Linked DNA regions of Mus musculus: all the other regions are linked to region 1. The links are chromatin loops, found by intact Hi-C in ENCODE. Cell type or tissue: left cerebral cortex. All regions are shown on one strand.

Region 1 (4,000 bases):
CCCTGGCTTCGCGCTTTTCCTCTCGCGGCTGCGGGGCGGCTGGGCACAGAGCTGGCGGCAGAGGCAGGCGGGGCTCCTTTGACGGAAAGTAGCCCTCGCCTCCAGACCCTCAGCTTTCCCCGGCGTCCTCCGTCCCGTTCCTCCAGGCAGACTCGCCCTGACCCCGGGCCCGCCAAGTCTTAAAGCGCACCTCGGGGGAAAAACCGACGTCGGAATCCCGACCGCAGCCCCCCGCCCGGGCTCCGAGCTGTCAGTCACGGCGCCGAAGCCGCTTCTTCCGGCGCTCTCGGGCCCGCCCTCTCCCCTCCTCCCTCCCCCCCGCCCCTCCCCGCGCGAGTGTCTCCCTCTCCCTCGCTCCCTCTCTCTCTCCCTCTCTCTCTCTTTTGTGAGTTATAGCAACCGTTGCCTTGTGAATCAAGCGCCATAGTCACCGTAGTCCTGGCGACTGTTACCCATCAACAACAACTACTCCTCTCCTCCTCCTCCTCCTCTTCCTCCTCCTCCTCCTCCCCACCACCACCATCTCCATCACCCACCAACAACACCACAATAATCCACAGCCAAGGTGAATATTCTTCGGTCTCTCTACATGTGTGTGGGAGCGTGTGTGTCCGTGCGTGTGTTCGTGTGTGCGAGCGAGCGTGGCTGTGCGGGGTCTCCCTCCTGACACCGGCTGCGGCCGCTTGAGGGGCTCGGTCCCGGGGGCTTGTTTACAATGGACCCGCGCGCGGCGGGCTCGGGGGTGTGGGCGCCGCGCGCCTGCCCGCCCGGCCTCGGCGCTCGGGGATGGAGCGGGAGCCGGGGCTGCGGGGCGAGCGGGCTAGGAAGCCGCCGCTGTCCGTCGCGGGTGTTGGAGCGTCCCCCCCAGGTCCGCGGGCGCCCAGGAGGAGGGGCAGGTGGAGAGAAGGGGCTCGCTTTCTCCCTCTCTCTTTCTTTAATTCGCTGCTTTGCAAAGCTGCCTGGTGGCTGCTGCTTTCCAAATCGAAATAGACAGCAGTGAGCAGGGGGGGTCCCCAAAAGGTGCTGCGCTGTGGTGGTTGTTGTTCACTTGCGGGGCCTTGTTGGGGGTTTTGTTATTTTTATCCTGGTACCTCGGTGAACTTTTCCCGAAGCCCGCTCCCTTCGTTTCGGCCCCTCTGTGCCTGCTGCTGAACGGACTGCACTTATTTGACCATCACTGGCCTCACGGGATTCTTTTTTTTTTTTTTTCTTTTAAAACTGTATTTTTCTTTGTGCTGCAAACAGTCTTAATATCCATTCAGCAGTCTTCTCCCCCCTTCCCCCCATTTGCACACACATTGAAACTAGGGGGCCTCTGCTGCTCTTGAGAGATTTTTTTTTTAAGTCTGTTTCTCTGTTTCTCTTCTCTCCTCTTTCCTCTCTTGTCTCTCCTCTGTCTCCTCTCCCTCTCCTCTCTCTCTCTCCCCCCTCCCCTTTTCGGGTTTGTGTGTGTGTGTGTGTGTGTGTGTGTGTGTGCTTGTGATTTAAACCGGATGCAGGGCATCTGTGCTACTTTGGTTAGTGGCTACTGACAGCGCTTTATCCTTCATGTGGAGATGGGAGGGGTAGTCCTGAGGTTCTGTTTCACTTTGATGCACCTCCCTCCCCACAGGAGAGTGTTAACAATTTTCATTGTGGTTTAGACTTTGTCTGTGATGAACAGGAAAAGGATATAAGGAAGCTTTGTGAGAACTCAGTTCACAACGCTATTTGTGACAGTTATGGTACTTTGAGAGTTTTTTTTTTTTTTTTTTTCCTTCTCCCATCTTCATCTCTATTCCTTTCCCTTGGAGAGTTGAAATTGAAGTCAAGTTGTTCATAAAGAATGTATGAAGCTTCTCAACTTGAAACGTGTGTATATTTCACTTTCTTTGTGGCTGTTAAGATCTAGGCATGTGTGTACTTAACATATTCTTTTTTGTTGACTTTTTGGTTTTCTTTGGACAATGATTTAAACCTGTTCAGAAGAAAAAAAAAACTTCCTTTTAAAGTGTTTCTTTAGAGGAAATAGTTGCCCTTGTAGATCTGAATACTTACCAGTTATGAAGTAGTATCGTCTTGATTAGAACCTGGCTTTGCAGATCCTTAATTTGCTCATTTTCAGCATAACAATTAATAGGTTATCAGAAAAAAATTGATGATGATTGTGAGCTAAAACAAATAGATTGTACTATTATAGTGGCACATTGAAATTTCCAATTCATATTTTAAAGTGCTTATTTAAATAATCTTTCCAACAGCAAACATTTATTGATTTAACTGACAGAGCAGCCTGTGAATAATGTGACAGTATTAATTATTCTTGAGATTGTCAATGGAGAGGTTGGGTAATTATAATGCCATTAAGGCTAATATTTTGTAAAACAAGTAAGAGTTGGGGGATTGGGAAAAACCTTACTTTTCAATTCATTTTCGTGTGATTGTTATTTTAAATGAAGCTGAGATTTGATTCTGAAAGAAGTCTGTTTGGATCTCTCAGCATTCTTTATATTTATTCATCCATTCCCAACCTGTCTTTGCAATTTTCAAATACTAACTTTTATTTTTTCTTTTCTTCTCATTTTCTTTTTTCTTTTCATCTTTCTTTTCTTTTTCTTCTTTTCCTCTTTTTTGTTCAGATGAGTGTCAAACGCCTGAACACTTTTCGATGGTAAAGCTCCTGGGTCTGAAGTTAAAAGGAGTTTTGCTGTCTTGGGACAGTTTTAGATCTTAATGGCATTCACATATGTTTCAGCTGAGTAGATTGTATATATTAAAATGTCTTAGATTAATATTTTATTTGTCGTGTCCAAGAGTGTTTAAGAGTCATTTCACTCATCAAGCATGTGTTTAATTTAGTTTTTTCCATTCACAAGTTAATTTGAGAGCAAATGTGGCATTGCATTATGTTAAGTAGCCTGTCCATTTAAAGCAAATCTTTGTGTTTTAAGAGTTGATATTAGAGATGCTTTAAAATAAAATAGTTTAGTGGATTGATTAACTTAGAGTTATAACAATTTATCTTTAAAATTAAATACAAATTTAAGTACCATTTAGTTCGACTTTTTTTTTCTGTGCTATTTTTCCTAGGAGGGACTGTACTATGCATTGACATTCTTTGTTTTCAGTGTTTTAGACTAACAGAAATCTGTGAACATAATCATGCTTTGAAATTAAACATGTGAAATAATGTTTTGAGTAGCTGAATATTTGTAGCTCAGAGTATGCCATGATGCCTATCTCTGTCTTTTTAAATTATATCCAGTGTACAAAATTCACATATATGATTGTCTATTACACAATTCTATTAAACTGTATAGAGAATAGGTATAGTAAATTTATATGTGTATAAGAAATTAATGCATTCCTAGTAGCTCTCCATTATTTCACAGTGCTCCCATGGTGTGAGAGTCTTATGCCTAATGTCTAAAATATTGCATTATTTATCCAATATTCAAATAATCTTGTATCCTGTGGAGATACTCACAGGTTTATAGCTTATAAGTGAAATAGTGAGAAATCTTTTTTAAAAACTTACAAGTTAATTGAGGCACTTTTTTTTTAGCAATTGAAAAGCAAAAAAATTCAGGTTGCACATTAAGCTTAGAAGGATGGATAATGATATCAGATATGTGGGAAGAGTTAATTTTTTACCTAAATAGTCTAGTAGTATGACTTAGTGATCCTTTTAGTGAGACTATATTATAAGAAACAAGAATAAGAAATACATCAACTTTTAAATTATGAAGTTTGCTAACCTGTTTTTATGTTGAGCGTTTGGTTAAGTGTCCTCTATTCATTTGCAGTTACATTAAAAATAGTTAGCCCTACTGAATCATTTGCCTTAACTCTTTAATTCTTCTGGTATATATTCCCAGTTGTCATCACAAAATAGAATTTAAATTCTTTTCTGTTCACAGATGCATAGTGTTCCCTTATTTTGGAAAACCAAGATTAAGTGGATTTGACTAAATTTAGCTTGTTAGAGACAGGTGGCTGCTTGAAACAGGTGTCAGTCTCC
Region 2 (4,000 bases), 760 kb before region 1:
CTCTGGCTTAGTGTTTAAACCTCTAGAGCAGTGGTTCTCACCCTTCCTAATGCTGTGACCCTTTAAATACAGTTCCTCATGTTGTGGTGGCCCTCCCACCCCCAACCACGAAATTACATCCTTACTACTTTACAACTGTAATTTTGATAATGTTACAAATCATAATGCAAATATTTCTGTTTTCTGATGCACTTCGGTGACTCTTATAAAAGGGTCATTCAACCCTCAAAGGGGGTGCGACCCACAGGTTGAGAACCATGGCTCTATCATATGACATTTAGACACAGATACAGAGAAATGTGTCCGAGTGTCCCTTTGTGATTTCATCCCTTGCTCTTGCATTTAGAAAGAGAAACACGGGTCCTGCTCTAAGCTCGGTTCTGACCACTATGGCTTTCCAAAGACTCTACCCAGAAAGAGAGCTTTCAGGACATCAGCCTCAGGCAGTTCTCCTTGGTTCCTCTAAGCCTGAAATGTTTGACACCTGAAGAAATAGTTATTTTTTTTTCTCTGTGAGCCATTCCACTTTTCCCTGTCAACCACCATCCCCCTAACCCCCACTTTTTGACTTTCTGGTGCCAGGAATGGAACCCAGCCAGAACCTTGAACACACGGAGCTACCGTTCTGAACCTCTTACCTTATCTTCAGGGACAATATTTGCTTCACTAGCATCATATCTGAGAACACTAAAGAAGAGCGCACATCACTTTGTGTGTGTGTGTGTGTGAGTATGTGTATCTGTGTGTATCTGTGAGTGTATGTTTGTGCCTGCACATGCCACATGGAGATGAACATACCCACATGCTCACTCTATGACCAGAGAGCATAGAATGTTCTATTCTGTCGCTCTCCTCTTTACTCTCCCTGGGGCAGAGCATATCACTGAACTTGGAGATGGGCTAGCAGCCAGCAAGTCTCAGTGTTCCTCTGTCACTACCCCTCCCAGCCTGTGGGCTCCAGGGATGGGAACTCAGGTCTTGGTACTTGCACAACATCACAAGTGCTCTCTCCCAGTGAACCATCAATCTAGCCCCCACACAAAGGTTTTTCTTTTCCTCTTTTCTTTTGTTCTGGCTATTATTATTGTTATTATTTTTTAAGAAAACCAGTTACGAATCCAAAATTTCCAGATTTCAGAACAACAATAATAAGGCCTTATCCTAAGCCCCATACTTAAATTTCATCCCATTTCTCACAGACAATGACCCTGGCTTCATATGCTCTCTCCTCTGTACAAATCAAACCAAGAAGCTAACGTCACTGTAGTCAGCACTTCTAACAGACTTTCTTGTGGTTGAAATCGTGTCCAACACAGGAGCTAAATACTTACCCGTGTTTGTTTGTTTTTTGTTTTTTGTTTTTTTCCTGTCAAATATTAGTGTTCTAGAAGATTCTGGAACTTTCTCAGACCTGCCTGGTGGTTACTAGTTGAGGACAGAACATGCTCTAAGCATTCACTTCCTATGCACACGGTTTTCAAAGGTGGGAAACTGGCGTGTGCACATTCTTAATGGCCTCACAGGATAGAAAGCGGGATTTCGGCTGGTTATCTTTTGTGTTAGCCACAAGATGGTACCATTGCACAGCTTAGAGAGAGCATCAGCCAGCAGAGACCCTCTAACATCTCCTGTTACACATCCCACAGAGGAACCTTGTCTTTATAAATTCTACAGTATATAAGCACTCTTCTCACCCCCATCGAAGCATAAAGGAAATTTGCATGTCCTGTAACTTGATCTATTTTTTCCTCTCACCCCCACAACATCAGGACTCTGTTCTGTTTACAAAAGCTTGAGGATCGCCTCCGCTTCTGCTGAAGGAGAAACTTGTCATTTGAATGCTGAGAGTTAGTGGGGCTTACCTGAAACCCCTTTACCTTCAAGCCTGTTGGCAGACCTTCCCTTTCAGAAGGGGCTGACTCTAGGGCATATTGGGGTGGGGGTGGGTGAGTCAGCTCTCTGAAATGATCTGAAGTTCATTTTTGTAACATGGAGAATGACTAAGGGCAGTATGTTATGCCAGGAGACAAGATTTGGACTTAAGATCGATCAAGCAGAAAGTGGACATAGCATCATTCATAATAGTGGAAATTTGGAAGCATTTTTAACGCCAATGGTAGGGCATAGGGTGAAATGACCATACCAGAGGACTGCTGCAGACACTAACTAGTAGAATATAGAATAATGTTTTTAGCAAGTTAGACAATGCACAAGACGTATTTTTAGGTTAAAAAATATCACAAAACAGTGTTACTCAATAGTGTGCATGTGTGTGTGTGTGTGTGTGTGTGTGTGTGTGTTACCCCAATATTGGTTCTTTTAAAATGTACCATAAAGTGGAAGATCAGGACAGCAAGGGATATAGAATATAAAGCTGACCTTCAGCTCTTTCCCATCTTTTTTGCTTCAGAGGGGTATGGAGAGTGGGGACTGGGACACAGAGAGAAAGAGGAATTGTTCTAACTCCGTTGGTAATTTCCCTTGGAGCAGAGATGCCTGACGATGCTGACATCCAGTTGGAAGGTGGTTTTGGTCTCCTCTGCATTTTAGTAGCAAGATCCAATGGTAGACATGCTCGTGTGCAGAGACTCCCCTATTAAAGCATCACTTCTTGTCCCCCTTGCTTGATGATGTGGGAAGTATCTGTAAAGGGTACACGAGATAGGGTCAGCCATTCAGTCATGGTGTACTGACATCCTCACACTGTACTAGGAATTCTCTAGCCCTAGGTTATCTCAGACAAGCTTAGGATTGCTGAGACAATCACCTCATAAAGACAAAGACTTATTTTGGCTCACATTTACAGTGGTTCCAGCCCAGGATCAGTTGCCACTTTGATTTGGGTCTGCAGCCAGGCAGGTCTGCATATGTTCACAGCAGAGCCAGGACACAAAGATGCCAGGGTACCACAGTCTCTTAGAGGGCACATCCCAGATGACATAGTTCTCCTGTTAGTGGCCGCCATTTAAAGGTAGCACCATCTTCCCAACAGTGCCTTCATATGCAAGGCATCATTGACAGATGAGATCTGAGAACACCATTTTCATCCCCAGGCCCCATAGCGCTACCAGGAAAGTCCAGTTTCACATAAGTAAGCATGCTATCAAATGCTTGGAACTTAGGAAACATGGAAGCCGTCTTCCTGGGGTGACAGAACATTCTGAGATGTTGGATAATCAGATATTGGATAATCAGACTGTTTTAATCTTTCTGGTACATTTTTTGTGCCTTCTGCCAATATTGATGGGAGACCTACCAGTACCTGGTCACTGCGTGAGACACCTAGGTGACTATCCCAGAGGCTTCACTGTCTGTTAGAGGCTCCGAGGGACAGTGACGATGCTACTGCTCTGATGGGAGGAGGGGAGAGCATGAGGGGATGGGTGAGAACAGCAGTCTGTCGAGGCTAGACGGACTTGCAGAACTATATCGCACTTCCCAGCTATTTTTAGATGTATCCAGGAAAGTCGTCTACTTCAGCAGATCTGAAACCCTAAGAAATACGGCTGGCAGCAAGTCTTTCCCCTTTTGGTCACCAGACAGTCCCCTAAATTAGTTGAATCTGGAAAGTTCTAAATTTGAGGCAAAGTTTTTTTTTTTCTTTAATGCATAGCAGTTAGAATTTAAGTGCAAACACTATGTGATTTTTTTTTTCTGGCTTTTTATATGCACGAGTCTCTTTGCTCATAGTCCTTGGCTATTCTCCATTAGCTAGGGGGCAGCTGCTTAACAGCACGTGCCTGCTCATCCCTTCAGGGCACCACTCACATGCTAAAGCCTGTGGTGGACTGTCTTCTCTTTTCTAACCAAAGCCCAGTCCTAATCTTGCCAACCAAGACACACCTCCTAACAGGTGCTTAGTGAAATTCCCACAGTACTAACCTCGGCTAGTACACTGGGGTGCTTAGTCATAGGCAGGATGAGACTCGTCCTGACCCCATCCTCTGCTTAGCTACTTGATTTTTTTTAGGTGCAGTGGGAAGCAGAAATATAGGACCTT
Region 3 (4,000 bases), 490 kb before region 1:
CTCATATACATACAACAAATAAGTAAACTTGACAAAAAAGAAAATGTATGCTTGAATAGGATCTATTCAGTGATGGATAAATGTCTAGAGATGCAGGCACACATTTAGAGACAGTAATCTTATGATCCTATAAAGGTTAGATGCCATAAAAAAGGGTGGAGGGAAGTAGATGATGTAATACAGACATAGTAGGGGCACATAGTGCAGTTGTCTCAGGGAAGGAAAGTTCTTAACGCCACGTGAAGGCTGGGACAGAGAAGCTGCCATCGTCTAGGACAGCTGCTATTTTAGCAGCTGGCCAGGGTACAGAAAGGGCTGCGTGCAGTAGAAGCAGGCAAGCCTGAGTGAGCATACGAAGGCAATGGGCAGGCTCTGAAGATGAAGACACCCTCCACCTCAGGTATTGTGGACCTGCTGAGCAGGGACAGCTGAGTTTAGACAAACGCTCTACTGCTGAAAGAGCCGGCAGTCCAGAGGAACAGAGTATTCCCAAACTGAAGCCTAGGAAGTGATACGAGAACATGACAGAGAAGTCAGCAGTTAAACTGGTCAGTTTCAAAGCCATCAGAATGCCGAAGTGATTCCAGAGTACCGGAATGACAGGAGTCAAGTGAACTTGTGAGTGTGGCCAGAACTGAACACGGGAGTGCCTCCTCCTCCGTGGCTGAGCACTTCTGTAGCTGGGTAGCTACCGTGGTGTTAGTTTGTTGACGTTAGGCTTGAGAAGTAGCCTTGATTTCTATGGAGAAAAGACTTTGGCAGGAAGTTAATGGCAGAGTGGAGTCCCAAGGAAAGTCGGGGAACACCGACTCTCACTCTTGGCTCTGAGGCAGATAGTGAAAAGAAAGAGAGTTGGTGAGACCTCTCTTCAAGTTACCTGTTTGGTGAATTCACCCCTGGGTTGCTGATTAGTGTGATGCTGAATAGGCCCCAGGAGGCAAGAGGATGCTGATAGTCTGAAGCCTGAAAGGAGGAGTCAAGGTAGGGAGATGGGAAAGCTCGGTGGAGCCACCTCCAGGGACATTCTGCCACGGAACATGGTCTGTCCCCTGCCTTCCCTAGCAAGCTGTCCTCTCATTTCTGTTGAATATAAATCCACCCCATATCATTTTCCTTGGACTTCCTCAGAACTAGGTTCCATAAAGGTTTGCATCTCTTTGCTTATAGAATGTGATGCTCCCCATCACAGATGGGCCCAGGCCTGCCTGCCTCCTCTGATGTTAACATGGGTAGGAGGAATGGAGAAGGCTTCTGTAGAGGACATGGTGCCAAGCATCACGGACCGTTGCTCTGAGTGGACAGGGATGTACCAGTTAGCAGCCACAGTCCTACCGTGGTGTTCTGTAAACAGCGTGGCTGTGCAGGAGGAAGGAGCCAGAGAGCTTGTTAGGTCACCGGCGCTCAGAGCTTGCTGTACAGCTTCGCCGTACGGCTTCTGTTGTTTATAACGTTCCGTAATGTGTGATAACAAAGAGCAGTGTATGCTAACAAAGAGCACTCTGTTACCATGAGTTATTTTAACCACCACCCTTCGATGCTCAGCCTTTTTTTCCCCTTCTTCCTCACAGCTCTGTTTCTGGCTCCCTATCTCTGTCACCCACTTCCACCTCCTCCCCAGCTGCTCCTCCTCGTCTGCTTGGGTGAAGTCCTTTCCTGTGGCTCTTTTCCTCTGCCACCGAGAACCTGCTGGAGGCTTCTGTATCAGAGCACTAGCAGTTGGCCCTACCTTTCCACCCCCCTCCCAATTTCTATTAAGGGTTCTTCAAGTTAGAGAAAAAATATCTAGGAGAGCTTGAAATTTCAGGGGAGTCTAGAAAGGTCTCTCTCTCTCTCTAGTGTGTGTATGTGATGAGCTGCTGGGTTTGGAAGACTTTGTAGTTGATTTTTCTTTCTTCTTAAACAACTTTGGATTGTTCTGTGGGTGTTTGTTCTTGTGATGATGGGGACTTTCCATATATAAGGCAAATGCTTTACTACTGGAATATGTCCCCACTCTGTCTCTCTGTCTATCTTAATGCTAATGACTAAAAGCACTCACGTTTTATTAAGCTCAACCTACTGGAGGGACCATTGTATTTTGTACGTGTACATAGTAACTGGACCCCGAACCCTGGATGTCTGGCTCAGAATGATCCTCTGTGAGCCTCGGGGGAGCCGGGAGATCTCCTGCAGCAGAAACAAATCTAGAGTGGTCAGATATGGGCACCGTCATCCCCTAGAAAGGGTTTCTCTCTGTCTCTGTCTCTCTCTGTCTGTGTGTGTGTGTGTGTGTGTGTGTGTGTGTGTGTGTGTGTGTGTGTCTGTGTGTGTGTGTGTGTGTGCGCGCGCGCGCTGTGGTTACTGCATGAATCAGCAAGTGAAATCAGACAGTGTTGATAAAACAAAATGGTGCGTGTGGCAAGATCCTGTGACCTTCACACTGACCTTGCACAAGTTCACAGGGAGTGAGTTTTATGGCTCTTTTCCCCCCTTTTAGCATTTGTTTGGGGGTGAGTTGGCTTGTAAAACACACCAGCTAATTCTCTGAGCTCCTTTTCCCTTAAACCTTGCATGTATCTTCAGTGACACAAATCATACCAAGAAAAATGAATGTAGATTTCAAAGAAAGAAATCCTGGCGTTTGTCTGTGTGGCCTTTAAAAATCGTGTGGATGCTGTCATTTCTCAGTTTCCTTACTTCAGTTGAACAACATGAACCCTAATATCTTTACCTATTTCAAACATTCATTAATACTAAGTCAAACTCAGGGCTGGACATAGGGTTTCTGAAATGATTTTAAACCCATGTTTCCTGTAGCAGCTGAAGGCATATGACAGGATTGTAGATATTAGCCTTGGTTAATAGTAGAGTATCGCTTAGTAATGTCTGCCTTGAGTGCAGCAAGGACTGCAGCAATGGCACGTTTTTGCCATTGCTGCTTAATGACATTTAGAACTACGAACATGTGTTTTACACACAGAAAACATGCATGCACACACACATGCATGCCTTGAATCAAAAGCGCATGGTTCTATCATGGTTCTATTCCTTTCTGAATGATCCATTTTCAATTAAATCAGAGTTTACTCTGAATCCTATGTCTTAAAATAATGGGCAACAGAGGAAAAGGTATATAGATAACTCAGCTTATACACAGCATTACTTGAGACCTTGGTGTTTTATAGGAAAACATAGGCATTTTGCAGAGGATGAGTTACAAATTACAGCCCATAACTCATCGGATACAGTACTGGTTCTAAAATGGGACTTTTTTTAAAAATATGACCATGGGCTTAGGAGCCAAATGAGGTGTTGTGAAACAAGAAGGAAATCATGCATATTCCATCCTCAGTCTGTTTCGAAAGTGAATACTAATATTGTTTTAATTGCTCTCAGATGTCTGACAGAATTATGCTTTGAAATAGCCAAGTGAAGAGTCAGGAGCGGCAAAAAATAGTCTTTTTGGAATGCAGGACAGGGATGGGTGATGCTAATCAGATTTCAAGGTTCATCTTGACCCACTGCCTCTCGGGACACTGATCAAAGTTCGTGAGTCCTTCTGATGCCGAGTTATTCATTAGAGTTCGCAGCACATAATTATGGACTGTCAGAGATCTCAGTTTTGTATAATAAATGAGTAGCATGCCCGCGGCTTGCTGAAGTGTTAGCTTAATAATCTCATAAGATAGGTTGTTTTCCTTCTCCCTCAAGACTTGAGCAAACTGGCGTATGTCTTGCCCACCCCACCTCAAAAAAAAAAAAAAAAGATGTAGCGTTTAGGATTTTGATTTCTTTAAACGTTTATTTCTAAGGGGAAGAAGCGCAGGTTTGCACCTCATGCCTTTGCCTTTGTTCTCCTGGCTGTGGAACTGGGGATGTAACCGATTTTGTTTTTATGCCCGAATCTTGGTAGGAACCTAGAAGTTTTCTTCCTAGCACACATGGCTGTATACAGTGAGATGTTAGTAAATCGGCACGGATAAGCCGTACCACGTTGAAACTGCTGCCTGCATGATACCCT
Region 4 (4,000 bases), 91 kb after region 1:
CTATGGTAGACTGTTAATTGTAGCTGTGTTCCCCAAGTCCTGCCTGGGTTATTTCTGCTTTATTGCCTGTCCTCAGGGGCCATTTCACTTGGCATGTGCTCCTGGCCCATCACATCTAATGGAAACCTCCCGTTCTCTCTGTTTTCTTTCCCCTTCTCTCTCCTCCTTCCTTCTCTTTTTCTGTTGTGTTCCTTACCTCTAACCCCCAGCTCTGTAACAAAAACCCTGCCTACCTCTCTTTTCCCCAGTAATTGACCGTAGCCACTTTTCTTTAACCAATAGCTTTAAATAGGGGAGCAAGGTATACACAACGGAAAGTGGTAGACATGAGATTTCTCTCATCTGCGGGACAACCATTTCTTAGGATACAAAATTTAGCATTTGAATACATAACAGCACCAGACTAAACCCCAACATTAGGTAGTTAATACTACCCAAGAATTTTATTTTGGTTATGTTTGTTTTAACAGCAATATGTCTTAATTAGCATGTATTTATAAAATACTGATATACAGGAAAATACAGCTATGAAATTAATTCGAGACTATATATTTTACATTGTGTATTTCACAGGCACATACAATATAATGTAGGGGACTTTTAAAGGACATTGATCCCATTTTCTTAACATATTCTCTAGCATGGTAAGACAAATTTAGCATGACAGTATAGTGCTTTGCTAGGAAGCTTGTTCCCCTCTGAGAGACAGTAAAAGTTCAAGACATGTGACTCATTATTTAGTACATGCTCTGATTAGAATGATTTCTGTCTCTTGTATATTTAGAATGTTCTGTGCATTTATAACTTCTACCCAGTAGAAGCTTATTTTTTCCCTTAGAAGCTAGCTTTCAGATGTGCAGAGACAGTTATGCATGTCTCTATTTCATGCTCTTGTTACTGGTCCAAACAGCACCTTTCTTTCACATATGAATGAATTACCAGATTCCACAGTTCACTTGGCCATTTTAGTTTGCACACAAACTTAGAAGGTTCATAGATGTTGCTAGCTACCATGCCTTAGTATGAACTGAATAGTACAGTGTACTATAGATATACTATACTTGGTTCAAAATAGAAATATTTATAAAATAAATTTATTATATAATATTGGAAAATTTAATTCTTAGTATTAATAAAATTTTACAATGTGACTCTTTTGATGAATTTGTGTTATTAAAGAGATTTACTAGATATGTGCAATATTTTGCTTTAACAAGTTTTCTTGGAAAGTAATTTGACATTTAGACAGTTTCGATTAAAAGAGAAAGGGTTATAACTGAAAAAATTGATGTTCCAGTAAATATACACATTTTACAGAAGTATGTGTGTGTTTTCTAAGTAAGGATATTTCTCTCCTTTTTCCCCCTTTGCTCTTATGGTTTTTAGTTTTGCTTTCTTACTGTTAAAAAAAGTTTTATGCATTTAATGTGGAATTTATAGGTTCATTACAAAAAATGCATTAGAGTCTTATTTCTAAATTGTACTATTCTTTATTTACATTGCTCTCTATTTTACTTCCATTAAGTAATAAACTGGTTTTTTGCCACTGTATTAATTATTAATGCTCAATTTGGAAGAAAATTTATTGCTAAAATGTTAACACCAATGATAAAAAACTAAAAGTTGCATTTTTTTCTGAGTACTCAGGTGACCCTAAAGTCTCTTCTCTATACAGATGTGCTTTCACGCTGAGGTTGCTGCACTTACAGCAGGCACTGCCTCTGGGTTTGATCTGGTAGAGTCTTTTCTGCAATTACTGTCCTATCTCCAGCCCCGAGGCTTCCCCAGCTGGCTGGATTTGGAACAGCAGCTTCAGAAATGCCATTCTCATCCATTCCAGTTTTTATTAACTTTTTACTAAAACTGTTTATTTTCTAAAAATACTCTAGAGCACTCTCAAGAAGAAAAACAGTCAAATAAATAAATATTTTTTCTTACTGATTTGTTACACACATTGGCTTTCTTACCTTTAGACTGTTAGTTACTGGTTGTGGACTTGAAAACAAAAATAGAATTGCCTTGGAGTCATGTTCTGAGCTAAATCTGCAACTCCTAACGTTCCTCGCAAGTGATCCATTAGACCCTCCACTGTAGAGATGCAGATAAACCCCAGGGTGAACTAAGACTCAGGGCCATTGCCCAAACAGCCTGTTTTGCCCTGCTCTCTGAGCCTAGGATTCAAATACAGTCCTGTCCGTGATAAAAGATCACTGTTGACCTTCTGTGGAGTGACTGTAATGCAGTCTGCCCTAGAGCTTACTTACTGCGCAAGCCAAGAATATGTAACAGCGATTTGATTTCATGACGATAGCATTATTTTCAGATAAGAAACATTTTTGTTCATGTGGCATACAAGAATCTATAACATTATAGTTTTCCTGTTTTAAAATTAATAATTTGAATTTGTATATTTTTAGAGAATTTTTAAAATTAGATATTTTCCTCATTTACATTTCAAATGCTTTCACCTTTCCTAGTTTCCTCTCTGAAAGTCCCCTATACCCTCCCCCCCTGTTCCCCAACCCACCCACTCCTGCTTCCTGGCCCTGGCATTCCCCTGTACTGGAGCAAAGAATCTTCGTAAGACCAAGGGCCTCTCCTCCCATTGATAACCGACTAGGCCATCCTCTGCTACATATGCAGTAAGAGCCATGAGTCCCACCATGTGTTTTCTTTGATTGGTGGTTTAGTCCCAAGGAGCTCTAGGGGTACTGGTTAGTTCATATTGTTGTTCCTCCTATAGGGTTGCAGACCCCTTCAGCTCCTTGGGTCCTTTCTCTAGCTCCTTCACTGGGGACCCTGTGCTCCTTCCAATAGGTGATGGATTTGTATTGTTGAGACCGACTCCCATGTAGCCAGGCTGGGGTTCATTAGGTAGCTGAGCATGAGCTCGTGCTCCTGGTTCCCCTTCCTTCTCTTCCCAAATGGGAGCACTACACATGTTGCCAATAGTTTTGGCTTTTCCTGGATTTTAATGTCTGTAGCGTTCAGGTTATGACTATGCCCCTAAAGTTTATGCAAAAAGTAGTTGGCAGGATGCCCCCCCCTCAAAAAAAGCTTGAAAACTAAAATAAATGGCATTACTGATAGTTGATATACCAGAGCAATTTAGAAGTGCTATCTTGTCACTACTGCTTAGTTGTATGGAACCTTTTTATTTAACATGGTCAGCAGAGAATAGAAGGGCAAAGAAAAAAGAAGGGGTGTCTAGTTAGTCTCAAAACTAAGAAAATACTGTTCTTTTAAGTGTAAGAGAATCTATTCAGTGTGAAATAAATTTTATAATGAAAGAGAAAGCATTTTTTATAATTAACTTACTCAGTTTGTTTAAGAAACATTTTTTGTAAATGTAAAAAAAATGGCCACATGTTAAGTGTGGCATAACCGTAATATCTTACATGTGATTTTAGATATGTAAATATTACAGTACTGTTGAGTTGTAATGGAATACTTGATAATATCATAATAAATACTACATATACTTCAGAATTTTTGTAAGGTATTTGTTTCGATGTTGCTTTAAAATCCTTTACTTCTGTGTATATTATGTCTAACAGTTCTTAAGCTAATAAAGTCTAACAGAACATATTGAACCATTAAAGAATTTAAGCAGTATGGGTTGTTTCAAATTTACCCTCACACAATAGAGATTTTAAATCTTTTAAAATGAAAGTGTTAGCACAATAAATACATAGAAGGAACTGCAAAATAAGGATAGTTAGTGCATGCTGTGGAAAGCCTGTAAATTGCCACAAAACCCCACAAACAAACCCAACACACCCCCAAACCGATTATCCTCACAAGCGTTTCATGCAATTTGACAGTGAAAAGCGCACCCTGTAAAAGCTGTTACACTAAGCACTTCATTTAAAAGGTTTCCTTCTCACCCTGAAATTATACTTACTCCCTTCAAGTGAAGATTCAAAATTTGTTCCCTGTTTATTTTGGTTGCAATTATGTGTTGATTTTTGCTGCCTCACCCCTCTTCCTGATAATCTAG
Region 5 (4,000 bases), 160 kb before region 1:
AACACACACACACACACACACACACACACACACCAGCTGGTAAAGCCACCTGCAACTTGCACTGTCTCCAGCTGCTTATATAGAAAGAGCTCTGGACAGCTCCAGGCGTTCTTATCTCTTTTACAGATATCTGCCTCCTTTTGGTTCTGGGATTTAATCCTCTCTTGATCACTATCTTACCCTTCAGCCATTCTGATCCCCATTGACAGTGTAAATGTCACTTTGAAATAACTGTCCGTGCTATTTAGCTGGAGGAGGCTTACGCAGGAGGTGCTGTCACATGAGTTGGCGTTGGGCTATGTGATTTCCATTAAACAGAAGAAGGTCAGTGGGTAAGTCCTGCCTCGTTCATCTTTTGAGAAATCTTTCATACCAGGAGAAAATAAAAAGCAACCAATCTTGTCTTGCGTCTCCCCGCTCACTTTTTTCCAGGATTGTAAAATCCACATTACAGCCTGAGGTTAAGGGGCCAGGTAACAGCTTAAGAGTTAAGTGCTGTTGCCACTGTGGCCGTTGCTTCATTTGCTTGGATGTTTGTTCTGCCCTAGGGCTGAGTGGAGATTTCCAAAGCTTCTGGACCTCACTGCATCTAGCCACCCCCATCTTCTATTGGTTTCACAATCCTTCCCCAAATAACAAACTTGAGCAAACCTTCTCCTGTGGACACACCCACACACTCATGTGTTCTGTCGTTTTACAGCATCGATGACAAAACTGTCAAGCGGGAATGGGCATCTCGGTGCCTGGCTTTCTGCAGAGGACTGCAAGCTAAATGCATCAATTGCATGGTTAGTTCTACTCAACTTTCTTTCCATTCTGTGTCTCGCTTTAATACAACATAGCCTCAGATTGTAAGGTTTTTTTCCATCTCATTTGAGAAGAGGATTAAGTGTACAGGCCATTTTTGCCTGCAACCGACTTAAAGAACTTACCTTGTGTTCAGAAAGCATGGCATGAAGGGACTGAGTTATATTTTGGAAGTCACTGTCAACTGTTACATGCTAAAACCAGGTAATTTGAGTGTTCCAATATTGCATCTTAAGTGTAGTGTAAAGGAATACAGATAAACACCCCCATTTCCATACTGCGGTTGCCCTTCGTCCTTCAGGGAAGGAGGAGGGTCTGGGTCCTTAGGAGCTGTGCAGCCCTGGGAAGCATCTAGAAGAATCTCTTCCTCGTGGTTGAAGGACATTTCACCTTTGAGCTTTCCGGAGTTGTAATTTAGTCTGTTCAGAGGAGTGGATAAGAAAGAATCAAACTGCCCACAATAGGCCCATTCTCGACACATTCAGGAGGTACTTTAAGGAAAGCCGAGGTTAAGCACTTTATACTGCTCGAAGGGCAATGTTCCCTCCAGACACAACCGGCATCACCAAGACCTATGAGACCTTGCCCTTCAGGTCAGTTCCAAAGATCATCATTGAAAACATGTTCTCCATTCTTTACTATTTAATGGGGCCAACCTGGGCAAATAATGTTGGCCTGTTCTCCCATGGGCCTGCTCAGACCTCAGATCCCAGGCCCCGAGGGAGTGATTGAAATCTTAAGAGATGGAGTCACAACTCACTTGCAGTCTGGAAAACAATAGCGAAACCAGCCTTTTGCTTCCTAACTTTGAAACATGCTAACTGATTTTTTTAAATTAAAAATAAATAAATAATAAATAATTGAAAATCGAATTTGATGGCATGTTGTCTCTGTGACGAACAAGTTGGTTTAGTTATAAGAGGTATTTCCATTCATGTGTCTAGTGGATGTGCTACCTGTAATGTGTTGGTAAAGATCTAGAGAGAACAATAATTGAATGCTCTGTAATAGGGGTGAGGGGGGCTGGAGTGCTGGCAGGAGCGGGGGTGAGCAGTAATATGTATGTCCCTGTGAGCAATGCTGAGCCATTCCGGAGTTCTTAAGTACACAGTGTACATGTGTCAACAAGTAGACAAAGAAAAACCCAGACCTTTGATGACCCCTGGTGAATAAACTTAGCACTGCATTGCGGCGATGCAGCCGGAGCCACGGGTTTCAGCTCAGTAGCCCCTGCCTGCTTCTGCTCTCCAGAAACCAGAGGGTATTTTCCCTGAGTGCCTGCTTCATTTGTACTGCAGACTGCATTACTTACAGACTTCAGGCATCTGTATCCCTCTAAACAAACCTCACTTCGGTGCTCTCTGTCAGTGGAGATGAAACGTGTGTGTGTGCGCGCGCACTCTTTCCTATGTGCTCGGTAGTGACTTCTCAGCATGCGCGGTGTTATTTATAGGATGCGAGAGAACTCAGTGGCCTCCCTACAGCCAGATTTCTCAGTCGCTTTCACATTACATGTGTGTCTGTTGTTGTTCGGAGGGAGTCGTGAACAGTCAGTCATCCTTGTTCAGTAACCCAAATTAAAGTTAGGATTTGGATGTGGCCTCTTGTCTGTTCCTCCCAAGTGCCAGCTGAAAGAGCTCTTTCTTTTTTCTGCAGTTACGTCTTGTTTTTTTTTTTTTTCTAAACAGCTATATGTGACCAGCGTGGGGTTACTTGTGAGCCAAAAAACAGTCTGCATTTTGTCAGCTTGCAGGAGATGAAGTTTGTTACCCGAAGGAGGGTGGAAGGAGAATGCGTGCATTTTCACTGTATGCTCCAGGCATCCAATTAGACAAGGGATGACGCCCAAATGCTTATTTGTCACCCAGAATGACATTTACCTGGTGGCTTAAAATGGAGTGTAGAACTCCCCGTTTATACACTATCTTAGCTGTTGCTGTCCACCATAATTACCGGTGTTTATGGTTTTGAATCTAGGATTAGAATTTTTTTTTTTCGGGATAGCATTCTCGGTGTAGTGCCTCCACTTAGATGAATTTAGATGAGCTTTTAAAACTCTCTCTCTATTCTCATTGTTGCGCTGATGGACCTTTTTTGTTCTGTCTTTCTTTCCTCCATTTTAATTACCACAAACGAAAGAATGCTTTGCTCGCGAATAAAACTAGCTTAACTTTTAAAAATCAAAACAAACAAACAAACAAACAAAAACCCCACAACGCTCCCGAGACTAGAATAAGCACGGGCTGACACAGAAGGGGGCTCTCATTTTCTTGTCTGATTTTCAGCAGAGCTGGGAAAAGTTGCTTTCACCCAGGTGAGATCCAGGAAGCTGCAGCCTGAGATTTTAGCCAACCTGACAGGGGTTCATGAGTTCAAAGACTGAGTCGTTGAAGTTGCCTTCTTCAGTCCCCATAGCACCCAAAGCCTAGAACTAGGCGGGCAATGGTTCCAATACAGAATAGCCGAGCATGCACCTGTCGCGTTCTGGTCCAGACTGCGGTCATCCCTGTCTCTGCCTCCCTCAAGCATGTTGAACAGGTGCATCTTGGTTGAGGCCATTGTCCCTAGAGTAAATGGTTGGGGAGGCAGCAAGGAGATGAGGAAGGGAAATAATGAAACAGTGAGAAGAATTTGAGAAGTGACCCACTTTGAAACTAATCTGCGTGATCATTAACCTTTGTTTTTGCAATTAGCCAATCGGTTTTGATTTTAATTTATAGACTCTATCTGTGTTTACCACTTCATCGTGTTTTAGTGGCAAGTGTCTATATAGAGCACCGTCTTTCAAAAGCTTGTCATGATATTACTGTTGCCCAAACATTTCTATTGTTTTCTGTGTAGCTGAAGGACAAATTCCTAAGGCTCTCTGCCATACCATTTTCAAGTATTTCTAGAAGCGTTGCATTTTAAAACCTTTATGTCGTGCTTGAAGTCCTCTCATCTCTCACATGTATGTAAAGTATGTATCTCGACTGAGAAAATTTAACATTAAAACATCTCTCCCTTTATAATGCTAGCTGCTCACTGGGGCAGAAGAGTAGCTTTGCACAAAGGATTGGAAGTTGTCTCCAAATTGCTTTCAAACTCAAAGTCACAATGCTATGAAGCCACTAAGAGTTATAAGACACTCTCCACCATCTTAGACTCAAAGGATCTTCTTTCAAAGATGAGCTGGGCCTGCCTGCATCCTTAT
Region 6 (4,000 bases), 620 kb before region 1:
ACCTTCAGTGTAAATGTCAGTATTATCTTAAGTTAAGGAGAATGATATTAAGAAATAAGTAAGTTTACAGAAATTATTCTCATGAACCAATATTCAAGAGACGTGACATTTGATATGATGTGTACTCAAGTATAAACTCCTTCTCAGCTCTCATGTATGTTGTTATTGAAATAGCTGAAAAGCTTCATCAGTTGTTAGAGCCTTTCCTTCTTCCTTATTCTTTTAAAATCAGAAATAATATTGTAATAAAAACTTTCTATGAAAGCTTTTAGAAAAGCAAATGTTAATATGGAAATGTTTTTATCTTTTTTCATATCTTAATAAATCTGAAGAGAATATATATGCTTCAGGGCACTTCGAAATGTACCTTGAGTACACATTAGGCTAGGGGTAGCATGCGCTCTGGAAGCTTCCAGGCCTCCTTTCCAGTCAGGTGATGACCCACACCACCTTCCTGCCTGCCCTTCCAGACAAGCTGTGTTCCTTGCCCAACCCTTTGTCTTTTGGTCTTGATAATTAGGCAGCATTAGAGCTGTTGACTTACTTTCTTTTCTTTTTCCTTTCCTTTCCTTTCCTTTCCTTTCCTTTCCTTTCCTTTCCTTTCCTTTCCTTTCCTTTCCTTTCCTTTCCTTTCCTTTCTTTCAGATATAGTACCTTCAAATCAGCTGTTATAGTAAAGATAGTACTAATTTTAAATTAATTTTATTATTTATTTATTTATACTTTTATTAGGTATTTTCCTCATTTACATTTCCAATGCTATTCCAAAAGTCCCCCATACCCTCCCACCCACTCCCACTTTAGTCCAGAAATATGGATGTGTTGTAACATTTCTGTATGGAGAGAAAGGGAGTTGAGTGAATTGAGTCTTGTAGTTTTCTCCAATGGTTGAGCCTTTGTCACTGGTGATGACTATACTATAGTTGATGGGTTTTGTTTTTTGTTTTTTGTTTTTTTTTTTGAGTAATTTCTTGCGTGTGTGTTCGTTCACATGTATGCACTCAACCATGTGTGTTTAAGTAAGTTCGAACTGAGAGCAACCTCCAGTGACTACCTCCTTTGAAACAGAGTCCCTCATTGGTCTGTAGGTCACCAGCTGGCCAAATTGGTCCAGCATCAAGTCCCAGGGGGTCCTCCTGTCTCTGTCTCTCCAGCACTGGAACTACGAACATAGGTTACTCTCTGGGCATTTTTATCTGGGTTCTGTAGATAGAAGCCAGGCCCTCTGGTGTGTGTGCTTTACCATGGATCGAGCTCTCTCCCAAGCTTCGTCCTCCCTCCCTCCCTCCCTCCCTTCCTCCCTCTGCCTTTTGCTCTCTTTCTGAGGTTAGAATGCTTACCGAGTAGCCCAGGCTAGTCTTGAACCCATAATCCTCCTTTCTTGGCTTCTTGCATGCTTTCTCTGAGAACTTCTATAGAGACATGAGTATCTTCCCTTTGTTCATAGACAGCAGTGCATTAGCACACACCACCCACAACACCATTTTGCACCCAACAATTGATTTCATAACTCATTCGCCACCAGTCCATGCAAAGCTGCCTCGTGTTTTTTTTTTTTTTCCACTTCAGTAAAGAAGTTAATTATTGCTAGGTTATAGTTATGAACAAATCATTATGCAAAAGTGGACAGGCTTCGTGACATGCTATGCTTGTTTTCTATCTGAGCACAGTTGGCTGTTGGTTGGTTCTCCCAGCAGGCAGAGTTTGAGCCTTCCTGTTGAGGAAGGTAACTGCAGTTTCAGGATGGTAGTTAGCCCTTCAGTTCTGTGTTTTCAACAATAGGTGGCACCAGTAATTTCTGTATTGGGGCTGTGTCGAGATAGAAAGCACGATCATTTTTCATTTCCTATCTTTGTATTCACAGATTATTAAGAGCGAAGATGTGCTTAGCCGTAAGCCTGGGGGCTGGCACCTGTATGCATACATCCAGAGCAGATTAAGAAACGCTTTGTAGGAAGATACCTGTGGCTCGAAGCTGCTTCGCTCTTCTCACCCCAGCCTGTGTTTGTAGCAGTCACTTAGTGAGCTAAGACATTTAGTTAGCACACACATATTCAGTGACGGTCAGTACAGCTAGCATGTACATGAAGTGTATCTTTTCAGGCATATCTCTTAGAGATGATTTTGTGGGAAATTTCATCTTGTGACGCGTCCATGGATTGACCGTTGCATGGGGCGCTGTGTATTCTTAGGACTTAGCCTGTCTAACTGGCATTCACTGGTTTTCAACTTGGTCTCTGTGCTAACCCGTTCTCCCTTGTGCTCCCTGTTGCGTGGGCCTAGACCTCCATGAACATTTAAAACACAGCTCTTCAGATAGAATCATTAGCCGCAGAGAGCAATCCTTTCCCTTTCTTCTCGTTGCCACCTGGAAATTCCCTCCACCAATTTCTAATTTGCCTTTCAGAATTCGCCTTCATTTCTGTGCCTCGCAATACAAGGCTTTGATTACTGCATAAGTAGGCGATTGTCCTGGCTGTTCTCCGTTTTGTTCTTTATCAGTATGGGGAGAATAATTCTTCAGCTTCAGAATTAAGAAACAAAAAACAAAAACCAAAAAATCTATAACATGTTGTCAACAAGCTCTCCTGGGTCAAACACACACACACACACACACACACAGAGCCTTAGGGATGGTGAGGTGGCAGATAGATTCATGTGCAAACATCTGATGTGACGTGACTCTGTATCCATCCCCAGGATCATGCAGATGTTGGAAACAGTGAGCAGAGCTCTACTGCTTTTGATTTGAACTGGATCAGCACAGCTTCTCTTGCTTGTTCCCTCCCGAAGGCAATTCGTACACACCTCCTTGGCTTTCACCCGGTGTCACGCCTTGAGTTGGTCTTGTGATTTTTCCTGTGGATTTCTGTCTTCACGGGGCCTTTGATCCTACAAGAGTCCCAGGTATCTCTGCTGTGTAGCATTGTGCTAAAACCTCTGATTCTTTCTTTGTGTGCCAAGTACCTGGCTCTTAGATTTAGTGACTCCTTCAAGTATCAAGCTAATTATTTAGTCGGTGGTCAGAATCTCAGGAACAGAACCAAACACCACAGCTGTGTACTGAATTGTGAGCATCTGAGTGTGTATGCGTGCTCAAGGGCACGCCCGAGTAGTGATCAGAGGACAACCTTGAGTGTTGGTCCTCATCTTCGACTTTGTTTGAGAGAGTTTCTCTGGTGGTTACTGCTTCTTAGCCGAGCATAGATGGTCTGCAGACCTCCAGTGACATCTCTGTCATGACACCGAGATGTCATATATTCATACTACTGCAGCCAGCTTTCCCATGGGGTCTTTGGATCTGAACTCAGGTCATTGGGCTTATGCATCACTTTAGCTTTGAGCTCACTGTGTAGCCAAAGCCAGCCTTGCACTCATGAGACCTCTCCTGCTTTAGCATCCCAAGGTCGAGGCTTACCAGCATTGGGCAACACATCTGGCCTTGTCTCACATTATACATTGTGTTACGGTAGTGGTGCAGCGGCACTTATTACAGGCCATGGAATCCTGGAGTTGTGGCGCTTGCGGTGTGAATGAGAAATACCCCTCACAGGCTTAAGTTTTTCTGTGTGGAGAGGTTTGGGAGGTGTGACCTTGCTGAAGGAAGACCCTCTCTGTGGTCAGGCTTTAAGAGTTTTACGACCTCACTGTAGATCCAATTCCTTCTGCTTGTGATGGAGAATGAGATCATTTAGCTTACTGTTCTGTCTGTCATGCCTGCTTGCGTCTATGCTTCTCCCAGTGATGGGCTTATCTGGCACAAAGCCTGAATAAGCCTTTCCTCCTGTAAATGGTCTTGCGTTGGGTATTTTATCACAGCAACAGTCTTGATACCCTGAGTAGTTCTTCTAATTTTTCGTTCAAGGTTATCATTTTAGATTTAACTTTTCAAAACTTTTGTAGCATAACATGACCTGGTTGATTCAGCCGTGCATTTCTGGAACTGAGGAAGGAAACCCACCCTAGTAAGGATTACCTAATTACCTAATTAACTAATAGA
Region 7 (4,000 bases), 560 kb after region 1:
TGATGCACATTTATGTGTAGAAGAAAAGAAAGGGGGAGAGCTGAGCATAGTGGCGCACGCCTTTAATCCCAGCACTTGGGAGGCAGAGGCAGGCAGGTTTCTGAGTTTGAGGACAGCCTGGTCTACAAAGGGAGTTGCAGGACAGCCAGGGCTACACAGAGAAACCCTGTCTCGAAAAACAAAACAGAAAGAAAGAAAGAAAGAAAGAAAGGAAGGAAGGAAGGAAGGAAGGAAGGAAGAAAGAAAAGAAAAGAAAAGAAAAGAAAAGAAAAGAAAAGAAAAGAAAAGAAAAGAAAAGAAAAGAAAAGAAAAGAAAAGAAAAGAAAAGAAAAGAGGAAACACTAAGTGTAAACTGGAGCAATGGGAGCTGTAGACACATGGAGACACTGGAGGCTCAGAGAACATTGCCCTTCTTGCTGTGGACACTAGTTTCCCAGGTCGCTTCACACAGTCTTTTAAACTACAGTAAAATGTAGATGTATAAGCCCAGGTGTGGTGACTTATGAGTATAAACTCAGCACTCAGAAAGATGAGGCAGGAAGATTTTTGCTACTAGCCCAAGTCTAGTCCATCACACAGTGTGTTCTAGTCCCTAAGCTACAGTGTGAGACAGTCCTCTCATCTCAGACACACACACACACACACACACACTATATATGTATATATAGTGTGTGTGTGTGTATATGTATACATATATATATAATATTATGTATAATATTTTCCAAATAAAAATTAAAAGGTTAAAAAACCCCTAGACATTATAAACATAAAAGACCAAAAATCCATGACATACCCGAGGCAACTTGAAAAATGACCTCTTTATTCTCCAAGCAATTTTGCACAGTACTTTTGAACAGGTTGGTTCCTGTTTCTGTTAGTAGACTGAAAGATTTGTCATTCTCGGATGCTTGTGGGCAGCAGTGGCAGATCAGCGACTATGCATGCAAAGAGTGCTGGATTTCACAGAAAATACTCAGCTTCTCTCAACTCTTCCATATTCTGTGTGAAGATGCATGAAGATGCTCAGGACAACGTTGTTCAAAACAACCCCACCCTGGGAAAGGTGTCCGTCAGGGTAAAGTTGATATTGTACTATGTTATGGCTTTGGTTAGCCACAAAATAGAAGCTACATGTAACAATCTGTTTTAATCTATTCTCATACCCAGATGTTGAACAGAACAGGACAGATAGAAAACGTCTTAATGTTGCGGGGCCCATTGCTTAAAAAACTAAATATATGTTTAAAAAAAAAAAACTATTGTGTTGGGAGATTCATACTTATAGCTCAAAAATCTGGGGGATGGGGGCAGAAAATGATAGGGTTCCAATGGGAACAAGTCAATATCCTCCAGAGTAACTGAAATAGACACTGTAGGATCCTTAGTAAGCAGTGTATTGGTCTCTGGAGTCATTAAGTTTCTCAAAAATGAAGGAACTTTTACAAGCACACAGTAACCCTTTGCTTTCGCTTTTCCTTTTTATATATGCTATGTCAGCCTTACAAGAAGTAAATTAATATCAGGATAAGTAATAGCTCATTAAACCAAATAATTTTAGATTTACAGCCATGCCTCTTATGTATCTGTTTAAATCCATATCCAGACTTAGATCAATTTCACAATATACTCTTATGTATACACAATATACTTCCTATATGCATCCCTCATCCTTATCATATTTTCTATACTTCTTCCAGTGATGCAGTTTGTATCTACTTTAAAACTACTGTGTTTGAACCAGAGTACAGCTTTGCTCCTTGTCTACCTGGCCCTGAGGGGCTGTCACCTTTTACATTATAGATGCTAAACCTCTCTGTTCAGGGTACTCTAAAGATGCCCACACTGGTACCCCAGTTCTCCTTAACCCATTTAATGCAAACAAATCCAAATGCCAGTGTGAGTCTGAAGACTGGCTGGTTGTAGGAAGGATAGGTAGGTATCTTAAAAGCAGGTAAGACACGAATGACCTGGGCCTGTTATTTTTAAGATGCTCACACTTGCCTAGCTTGTGTTAGGGCTGCATCTCTCCATGCTTGCGGGAGCATGCCTTCTGTGAGGTCCTAGGATAGCTTTCCAATCAATGATGGATGGTGTTGCTATGTGAGACCAATCCAGTAAGCTGCAGATGATAGAAAATGCAGTTACTCTGCTGGGCTTGTCCCTGTGGTTGCTTGCTAGTGCCCCCTGCTGGCATTGGTGTCCAGGCTAACACTTTTCAGGAGTGTTGCCAGCGATTGTTGTGTGATTCTCCCACACATGTGTCCCAGTGAAGCCGTACCTTAACCGTGCAGACCTCAGGGCATGAAAATAAAATGATTAGCATATGTACCCTGTGCATAATAATAAACTAGACACTTTAGTAAAATAAAATGGCTTTTAAAGGACTTGTATTTGTGCTAAGGAAAGTGAATTGTTATATCAAACCCCATGTAACTGACCCATGGTGCTTTTATGTTCACAGTATCAATGAAAGGCAATAGTTAAAACGATTGTAAACGTGAAATTCAAGAGTTGCCAGCACCCCTATTCCAGTCCAATCTGTTAATTCCTTTATCCAGTATTAACTGAACATTTACTACATACCGGAGCCTATGACAGGCAATGACTGTCCCCAGTGATACTGGGGCGACACAGACAATAGTAAGGTAAGTACTCAAATTTAGGATGAGATTAAGAGCCCTGAATAAGATAAAGCGGGGTAGGAGATGGCGAGTTGGGAGCGCCTGGACGTTAAGGAGATGTTTTAAGTAGAATGATGTAGGGATTCAAAGGACTTTTCTGTTTCTCTAACTACTGGAATGAACTGGCTTTTGGCAACTAGAGCATCCTTCCTGGGATTTGGGTGACATTAACTTTGACTTTGGGTGAAGCAATGAAGGGGAAAGCAAAGAAGACCCAGGAAGCAGCTTGGCTAGTGTATTGTTTTCTCAAATAACTTAAGGAAGGAAGATGGGAAGGAGGGAAGAAGAAATGAATAAAAAGCTGCTCAGGATTTGAGGGTGTAGCCCATCACGCAGGAAAGCCATGGTGGCAGGGGTTTGAGGGAGCTGGTTGCATGTGATCCACAGTCCGGAGGCACGGGAAGATGAGTATTTGACTCATTTTCTGTTTCATTACCTATGTCGAGGACTCCACCCCACCAAATGATGCCATCCACATATAGAGTAGGTCTTCCAATATTAACCTGTTTTAGAAAAAAAAAATCCCAGAATTGGGAACAAAACACCCATGGAAGGAGTTACAGAGACAAAGTTTGGAGCTGAGACAAAAGGATGAACCATCTAGAGACTGCCATATCCAGGGATCCATCCCATTATCAGCCTCCAAACGTTGACACCATTGCATACACTAGCAAGATTTTGCTGAAAGGACCCTGATATAGCTGTCTCTTGTGAAACTATGCTGGGGCCTAGCAAACACAGAAGTGGATGCTCACAGTCAGCTAGTGGATGGATCACAGGGCCCCCAATGGAGGAGCTAGAGAAAGTACCCAAGGAGCTAAAGGGAACTGCAACCCTATATGTGGAACAACATTATGAACTAACCAGTACCCCGGAGCTCTTAACTCTAGCTGCATATGTATCAAAAGATGGCCTAGTCAGCCATCACTGGAAAGAGAGGCCCATTGGTCATGCAAAGTTTATATGCCCCAGTACAGGGTAACACCAGGGCCAAAAAGTGGGAGTGGGTGGGTGGGGGAGTGGGGGGAGGGTAGGGGAGTGGGAGGGAGGGTATGGGGGACTTTTGGGATAGCATTGGAAATGTAAATGAGGAAAATACCTAATAAAAATATTTTTAAAAAAAGAAGAAAAAGAAAAAAAAATCCAGCACACATGCCAGAGGTTGCCCTTCAAGGTGATTCTAGATCTCGTCAATCAATATTAACCACACAGCTAACAAAGAAGATAGGAGAGACTCTAAGATAAGATGGATGTCCTAGTGCCTTGGAGACATCGCAAGAAGTAGGAGAGGGGAGATGGGACTGTCAGGAAGATGGCCA

What was found. Hi-C counts contacts between places; a loop is a spot of excess contacts. Peaks named below come from ENCODE experiments on the same cell type or tissue, not always from the same donor. Only the 100,000 strongest peaks of a DNase experiment are listed, where the experiment ranks them.
Region 2: it touches region 1 in a loop (5-fold over the local background); 4 of 42 quality-filtered maps call a loop at or near these places.
Region 3: it touches region 1 in a loop (8-fold over the local background); 2 of 42 quality-filtered maps call a loop at or near these places.
Region 4: it touches region 1 in a loop (2.3-fold over the local background); 4 of 42 quality-filtered maps call a loop at or near these places.
Region 5: a loop joins it to region 1, with 2.7 times the contacts of the local background. A loop is called at or near these places in 2 of 42 quality-filtered maps.
Region 6: a loop joins it to region 1, with 3 times the contacts of the local background. A loop is called at or near these places in 2 of 42 quality-filtered maps.
Region 7: a loop joins it to region 1, with 6 times the contacts of the local background. A loop is called at or near these places in 10 of 42 quality-filtered maps.

The regions. Positions count from the first base shown.
Region 1 is chr19:28,007,537-28,011,536 of GRCm38, reverse strand. It overlaps Rfx3 (regulatory factor X, 3 (influences HLA class II expression)), which reads left to right and starts at 371. Exons shown (of 17, transcript NM_011265.3): 1 at 371-565. In left cerebral cortex, no CTCF peak of the experiment used is centred here; DNase peaks (open chromatin) are centred at 289, 677, 911 and 1,533; H3K4me3 peaks cover 3,895 bases; H3K27ac peaks cover 1,666 bases.
Region 2 is chr19:28,766,006-28,770,005 of GRCm38, reverse strand. The region is part of intron 1 of Gm35922 (a long non-coding RNA gene); the gene reads right to left. Among named protein-coding and RNA genes, the nearest start is that of Gm35922, 8.0 kb to the right of the region's middle. In left cerebral cortex, a CTCF peak has its summit at 1,568 (motif pointing right); a DNase peak (open chromatin) is centred at 1,648.
Region 3 is chr19:28,500,695-28,504,694 of GRCm38, reverse strand. All of the region lies in intron 4 of Glis3 (GLIS family zinc finger 3), which reads left to right. Among named protein-coding and RNA genes, the nearest start is that of Gm35866, 140 kb to the right of the region's middle. In left cerebral cortex, no CTCF peak of the experiment used is centred here; DNase peaks (open chromatin) are centred at 1,570 and 1,902; H3K27ac peaks cover 244 bases.
Region 4 is chr19:27,917,011-27,921,010 of GRCm38, reverse strand. All of the region lies in intron 1 of Rfx3 (regulatory factor X, 3 (influences HLA class II expression)), which reads left to right. Among named protein-coding and RNA genes, the nearest start is that of Rfx3, 92 kb to the left of the region's middle. In left cerebral cortex, a CTCF peak has its summit at 1,793; no DNase peak of the experiment used is centred here; H3K27ac peaks cover 26 bases.
Region 5 is chr19:28,164,199-28,168,198 of GRCm38, reverse strand. No RefSeq gene overlaps it. Among named protein-coding and RNA genes, the nearest start is that of Rfx3, 160 kb to the right of the region's middle. In left cerebral cortex, a CTCF peak has its summit at 1,986; a DNase peak (open chromatin) is centred at 2,079; H3K4me3 peaks cover 910 bases; H3K27ac peaks cover 546 bases.
Region 6 is chr19:28,626,494-28,630,493 of GRCm38, reverse strand. The region is part of intron 2 of Glis3 (GLIS family zinc finger 3); the gene reads left to right. Among named protein-coding and RNA genes, the nearest start is that of D930032P07Rik, 50 kb to the left of the region's middle. In left cerebral cortex, a CTCF peak has its summit at 1,778 (motif pointing right); a DNase peak (open chromatin) is centred at 1,804; H3K4me3 peaks cover 213 bases.
Region 7 is chr19:27,448,836-27,452,835 of GRCm38, reverse strand. No RefSeq gene overlaps it. Among named protein-coding and RNA genes, the nearest start is that of C030016D13Rik, 21 kb to the right of the region's middle. In left cerebral cortex, a CTCF peak has its summit at 2,208 (motif pointing left); a DNase peak (open chromatin) is centred at 2,179.